2 separate regions of the Homo sapiens genome follow, and region 1 is linked to region 2. The links are chromatin contacts, found by Hi-C or POLR2A ChIA-PET in ENCODE. All regions are on one chromosome and are shown on one strand. Each heading gives the region's core, a stretch centred on a gene start or an enhancer-like site at or near the end of the contact. The rest is flanking DNA. Distances are from core to core; before and after follow the strand shown.

What was found. A loop is a pair of places that touch in the nucleus more often than their neighbours do. ChIA-PET counts read pairs that join two places held with the same protein, here RNA polymerase II (POLR2A). Pooled maps may share reads with other maps.
Region 1: a map of endothelial cell of umbilical vein shows a loop between it and region 2 (2.2-fold over the local background). The contact joins the promoter of BSX here to the promoter of JHY in region 2. A Hi-C loop is called at or near these places in 1 of 168 maps with a recorded cell type or tissue (endothelial cell of umbilical vein), 5 of 37 single-sample maps with no recorded cell type and 9 of 50 pooled maps. POLR2A ChIA-PET finds 5 or more read pairs at or near these places in 3 of 52 experiments (B cell, WTC11 and activated CD4-positive, alpha-beta T cell).

What each region holds. Positions count from the first base shown.
Region 1 is chr11:122,980,036-122,983,248 of GRCh38, forward strand. BSX (brain specific homeobox) reads right to left here and starts at 1,799. Exons shown (of 3, transcript NM_001098169.2): 1 at 1,375-1,799. The coding sequence starts at 1,636. RefSeq lists an enhancer at 1,105-1,607.
Region 2 is chr11:122,880,570-122,884,056 of GRCh38, forward strand. JHY (junctional cadherin complex regulator) reads left to right here and starts at 2,190. Exons shown (of 9, transcript NM_024806.4): 1 at 2,190-2,403. RefSeq lists a silencer at 2,309-2,668.

The sequences.
Region 1 (3,213 bases), core at 549-3,048, 99 kb after region 2:
AGAAGCCCCGGAGCCGAAACAGAGGAGCATTTCTCGCCTCTCACGTCTCCTCGTCCGTTTCGGGGTCGCGCTAGGGACCCAGCTACCTAATATAGTCCTCATTCTTTTTCTCATTCTTTCCCTCTCACTCCAAGCCCAGCGAAGCAGAAGGGTTTGAGGGGTTTTTCCATGGCCGGGTCCGGGGAGACTTGTCTTTCCTGACCCTCGCAGGCTTGACTCTGTCTGAGACGCACCAAGCAGAGAGAAGCTGCCACAAGCAACATCGGCCAATCCCAGAGAAAATAAACAAACATAACAACAACCAGTGCGGGTACTTAGGGCTTTGGCCACTGCTGTATGGGAGGACCACCGGAGCAGCTGAGAATAGATTGTCACCGGCGGGTGGTGAAGCCAGTGCAGAGATGCGGACCTGGATTTACAAACACTTTTAGCTTTGTTCTGGATTCCAGCGCGCACAAACTGCCTCCTGTCTTGCCCCCAGCCCCTCCACCGACCATGGTTGTTGCCGCCTCTGAGCTATGAGTCTGGACTCAACGAATTATTCTATTCTGGCTAGATTGAAAACGCCAGAGAAAAAACCATGGATGTGGCCTTTCAGAGGGAGACAGAAAAAAATCGGAGTATTTCCCCACATCCTCCTGTCCCAAACAGACTTTGCTAGCCCTTGCTTTTTGTCAGACCAGAGAAATCAAAATACTTTAGCACCCGGCTCCAGCAATGCTGGCAGCTGGGGCAGAGGAGGGTAGCCCAGACTAAGATTGTGAGTTAAATGTTAGATGTTGAGGATGCGGAGGGTTAAAGAGCTGCATCTCCCCCTACCCCCCTTTTTTCTCACCCTTTCTGTCTTATTCAGGCTAGCCCAAACCTTCATTCACTTCTATGCCCCCAGCGGTATCTGCAAATGCTCAGTGCCTGGAAAAAAGAGATCTGGCCTGGACAGAGTGTTTTGAGTTTCTGTGCAGAAAAAGTTGTGTCCATGGGGTGGGATGGTCAAGGGTCTCCCTCTGAGTGGGCAGAGGCGGAGAATCAGGATTGAGAGATGGACCAAAGTGGCCAGGAAGATCACGAGCAGGGACACTGAGCACTGCCTACCAAGAGTATCGTCAAACCCTATACGCTGCCTCTTGACCAGGCACCTATCCTCCGCTATGAAGAGTGCGGAGGAATCACGAATTATCCCCGTGGGTTGGCATGCCTCTAGGGAGCTCTGCATGGCCTCAGCAATATCCTCAGCCTTCCACTGTCACTTAGGGAAAGAGGCCACCAAGCCAGGCCGAGCCAGTCTGGCCTTTCCTTGACTCCATCACAGGCTTAGGGTCTGTGCTAGAAGCCCTGCTCTCTCACTGCCCATACCTTGAGGTTCCTGTTACTTACCCGAGGTGGTGAGGAAATAAGGATGATGGTGGTCTCCCTTATGCAGAGGGTGATGGGCGTGAGGAGCCAAGAGGGTGGGTGTGGGCATGAGGGGGTAGCCATAGTCTAGCAGAGGCACCCGAGAGGCCAGAGAGCTGGCGAAATGGTCTGGGGCCACCTCTCTCAGCGGCTTGGGCTTGTGCAGCAGGATGTCCTCGATGAAGAAGGATGTGGGCCTCTGAGAAGACGCCGGGTGTAGAGGAGAGGTGAAGTTGAGATTCATCTTGAGCGGAGCACCTGCCACAGGACAAGGGCCGGGACGAAGTGGAGGACGCAGGCAGAGTCTCCAAGCCTGCTCGAAAGCCGGCAACCACCCTCCGAGGCTCGAATCTCCGCTGCTCTCTCCCGGGCCTGGGCTACCCCGGGCGCTGGAGAGGCAAGAAGACAAGCTCCTGGGTAGGTTGGGTCTCTGTGTTGGAGAATTGGCAGCTTGGAGAGGGGGGCCGGGAGAGCCAATGACGAGGCTGCCAGAGGCAGAGGGGAGGGTGCGGGAGGCTCGGGGCGGGGCGGGGAGCTGTCCGCGGTGCTGAACACCACCGGCCGAGCCTGGGAACAACAGAGCCCGCAGGGTTCTTGTTCCTACCAGGTTTCTCGACCTCAATTTCTGCCCCGTCACTGCAGGGGCTGCTTTGTTCCCAGTCGTTTTTAAAAGAAAGCCAAAAGGAAAAAGTCTCTGTTGTCCGGCAAACTCCTCTTTACAGAGGAGAAGGCACTAAAAGGGCCCCAAAGCAATAATGGATAAAGCACTTATTCAGGCATTTAGGCCTGGGTTTTAAGAGTTTCCATAATTTTGGTGGCAAAAAAAGAAGGGAGGAAGTGAGGAGAAAGGGCATCTGATACTTCAGATTGCTAGATTCTACTTAAGTTTATGGCTGAGGGAAGACTGGATTATTAAGGTAAAGAAAGAAAATGATGATGGTCATCACAACAGTCTTTACCTCAGTTATAGGCAGTGGGCAGGAGGAGGGTTATGTCTACATTAGTCAAGTTATTTGGTCTGTGTAAATATGTCCAGAGTCACCTCTTAGTGCCATCCTCCATGTCGCCTCAAATCTTTGCTTTCTCCTCATTTCACTCACGCGGCTTGCTATTTCTGCTGTTACTCTTTCAACCCTAGCCCCCCGAATTAATTGTACTAGGTTTTTGTTTCCCACTCCTTTTCCCAGCCTGTTTCCTTTCATTTCCGTCCCTCCCAATCTTTTGTTTTTTTCTGTTTGTCTTTTTCTAATCTGTCACATTTATTTCCCTGGAGTCAATTTGCTAAAATTAGGGTGATCATCTACAACACAGCAGGGGTAATTTCAGCTCACATCTCTGAAAATTGCTCTAATTATTGATGTTAAACTCAGGGAAATTAGAAGAAGCCACTTCTCTCCCATCTCCCCATTTTTAAGCTCTAATTTGTTGAAATCTAGTCGTCATCACAATTCCAATCACTACTGCTAATAGTAAAAGTGTTTTAATAGAGACTGAGTCCTCACAACCCATGCTATTAGATAATTAGAGGAGGTGTTAGAAAGCCAAGTGCTAATCCTGGGGCGCATGGGTAGGATTTCCATCTGATCTAGCAGGTAGAACAAATTAATTACCAGAATCAATTAGGCCCCAAACTACAGTGCACCAGGAAGTGGGAGCATTCTATTCCATGAGGATGAACTGGTAAATGGTAAGTAGATGAAGAGCTTGAGAGGAAGGAGGAAGGGATGTGGGGGAGACTTTAAAATAAGATCTTGGCAAGTAGGCATCTAAATGAAATCAGAATGCTTTGATCTGAAGTCCAAAACGTGATTTTTAAAAAAT
Region 2 (3,487 bases), core at 940-3,439:
GTAGGGACCACTAATTTTCAGAAAAGCCAGTTAAAATCTCTTCTGGATAGTGCAGAAAACACTGGAAGAGTCTAAAGAACCACAGCATCAAAAGTAGACAAGTGTGAATGACTCAGCATTGATTCTATAACATATTCTGGAAGCCACTATTAGGACTAAATCCTTTTGCTTGAAATTTGCTTGCATGTTTGCAGTTGCTATAATAATACCTTGTATAATATACTGGGCAGAATAACACTAATGGTTTCAGCTACGTTGCTTTTATTTCTTCTACAGACATTGAGGTCCTACTGTGTACTCATAAGACAAGGTCCCTGCTGCCAAAAAAGTAAAAAAAAAAAAAAAAAAAAAAAAACTAACTCAAATAAAAAACAGAATAAAAAGTGCTAAAGCTGGGTAGTAAAGACATTTTCCAATTTCCTGTGTTTCCTATCATTAATGAGGCAACTGGTATTGAAGCATTCTTTTTTTATTTTATTTTATTTTTTTGAGATGGAGTCTCGCTCTGTCACCCAGGCTGGATTGCAGTGGCACATCTCAGCTCACTGCAACCTCTGCCTCCCCGGTTCAAGCAGTTCTCCTGCCTCAGCCTCCCATGTAGCTGGGACTACAGGCGTGCACCACCACGCCCAGCTGATTTTTGTATTTTTAGTAGAGACGGGGTTTTGCCATGTTGGCCAGGCTGGTCTTGAACTCCTGACCTCAGGTGATCCACTCGCCTAGGCCTCCGAAAGTGCTGGGATTACAGGCATGAGCCACTGTGCCTGGCCGAAGAATTCTCTTTTTTTTTTTTTTTTTTTTTTGACAAGGTCTCACTCTCACCCAGGCTGGAGTGCAGTGGCACAATATTGGCTGACTTCAGCCTCAACCTCCTGGGCTCAGGTGATCCTCCCACCTCAGCCTTCCAAGTAGCTCGGACTATAGGCACGCGCCACTACGCTCAACTAATTGTTAAAAATTTTCGTAGAGACAAGGTTTTGCCATTTTCCCCAGGCTGGTCTTGAACTCTTGGGCTCAAGCAATCCTCCAGCTCGGTTTCCCAAAATGCTGGGATTACAGGGTGAGCCACTGCACCTGGCCTCAAACCAATCTTTGAAGGTAGTTATTCAAATCTACTTGTTGTTTTAATGTGAAGATAATTCCTAATGCTTCCTTTCTTTATTCTTTTTTGAAACCTTTTTTGATAGTGAAATATTCTACCCATACATAAATGTACAGCTTAATGAATTTTTACAAGATGAACATCTATATAACCATCATTAAGGTCAGGAAATACAGTCTCAAAAACATTCTTCTCCCTACCTGCCAGAACCGACCACAATCCTAACTTGATGGGAATCACTAAGTGGGTAGTGTTTCCCATAAAATTGCTTTTTTGCTTTTTTTCATAGTTTCCTCCACTAAGTATGGAGCCACAATCACTGTAGAGTGTAATTTAGCCTGTTTTTTATATACAAAAATCATACAGTATGTACTTTTTCTGGGTTTTTGTTGTTGTTCAAAATTGTGTTTTTAGTATGCCTCCATATTGTTACACATAGTTGTATTTCATTCATTTACAGTGCTATGTAGTATGCCAGTATAGGCAATAGCATAATCTAATTAACCATTCTTTTGATGGATAGTTCAGTTATTTCCAGTTTGCATGCACAGGAGCACGCACTTCTTAGGGTAAATACCTAAAAGTGAAATTGCTGGATCCCAAGGCATACATATCCTGGCTAATGTCAAACCATTTTCCAAAATGGTTGGTTGCATCGGTTCTCACGTCCGCCCGCAGAAGGTGACGGTTCTTTGCACTACGTCCTCCCTAGCACCTGACGCTGCCAGACGTTTCAACTTTGGACTTTTCGACTCAACTTATGGTGAGTGTGGTATTATCCGCTGTGGTTTTAATTGGCCTTCTTCTGATTATTAATGAATTAAAGCATCATTTCAATAAACAGATATTTATTGGCCATTTAGATTTCTCGTGTGTTTGTGAAATACCTTTCCATTTACCCATTATTTAATTGGGTTCCTTTTCTTCTTGATTTGTAGCAGTTCCTCGCGTATTTTAGTAGTTTTATTTGTGGCAAAGATCTCCTCCCCCGGGTGGCCTCTGCCCTCCGGCGCTGGGAAGTCCGGGCGGCGAGGCAGCCTCTCCCGGGGCGTTCGGGCTCCTCCGGCTCTGCCCCGATGTCGTTATTACGGCCGTTTGCAGCCTCCGTGCCAGGGCCGGGGGTGCGGTTCGGGACGCGGGATCCTAGGTCGGGTCCTGCCCCGCCCATGTGGCGCCGGCGTCTGTGTTGTCTGCGGTCTCCAGGGCAGCGCCGGGGCGGGCGGGGGCCCGGGCGGCGGCGGCGGCGGCGCGGGAGGATGCGGGGCCCGTCCGGGTCGCGGCCGCGGAGGAGCGCCGGGCAGGTGACGGGCGGTGGCCTCCCGGATCTGGGGTGGGCGGCGCGCCCGGGGAGGGAAACGGGAAGGGCTTACTGGGGATGGGGACGGCAGGAAACCACCCAAGCAAGCTGGGGAGGAGCCGGCGCGGGAGCCTTCGGGACGGAGTGGGGAGCGACAAGGGGGCGAGGCCGCGACAAGGGGCTGGGGGGCCGCCATGCGAGGCTTCGGCGCCCGGGCACCCAGAGCAGCCCTGTTCCCGGTCAATTAGGACCGGTCCCGGGCACCAGGCCCGCCGACTTGTCACTTCCTGGACCTCCAAACGCCCCTTGTGACAGGCCTTGTTCCTCAGGAACAAGCAAAGGTAGAAAACCGAACGCCTCCCCTGGGCAGCTTCCGGCCTGTTTCAAACCAGGGTTCGTTCCTTTTTCTTTACGATTCATCTTGGTGAGCCCAAGCAGGGTTCCTTTTCCCCTCCAGGAGAAAGTTCGATTGTCCCATGCTAGTGGACTAGACCCACTGCAGGGATCCCTGGGGAGCTGGCCGCTTCTTAGTCCCTAGGTGCCATCGGATCTATCGCTGTCTTGTTTATTCAGGAGACTAGTCACCTCTCTTGGTCAGAAATTTCAGCGGCACAACCTTTTTTTTTTTTCACTGGACGGGAGGAGGGAGCCACATTCATGAAATTTAAACGCCCACTTTCTAACTTATTCAAGCTGTCAGCTGTTCCTTCTTCCACCCCATGTTTTGGTAAGATCAGGCCTCCACAGAAAACCCAGCTTTTGTGGCGTTTGGCTTTGCTCTTTGCATACTTTAGCAAACTTCAGGAATCTGCTAACATCAGCAAAATTATCTTCTGTGGTTACTGTTTTATTTTTTATTCATTCCAAGAAAGCTTAGCCTATTTCATTTAAGAAGAGAAGTTCAAGGGACTGAATTATTTTAAGAGTAATTCTAAGTTGCACTATAACGCTTAAGCTTGCTCTTCAGGATCTCAAATTCAGTGACCTTAGCTCCTCCAGTAAAACCGGTGTTAAACAATCTCTTTTACTTAAAATGTGTTAGTATTTGATAGATTTGCTGCTTTCTTGGCACATCCTAAAAAAGCAAC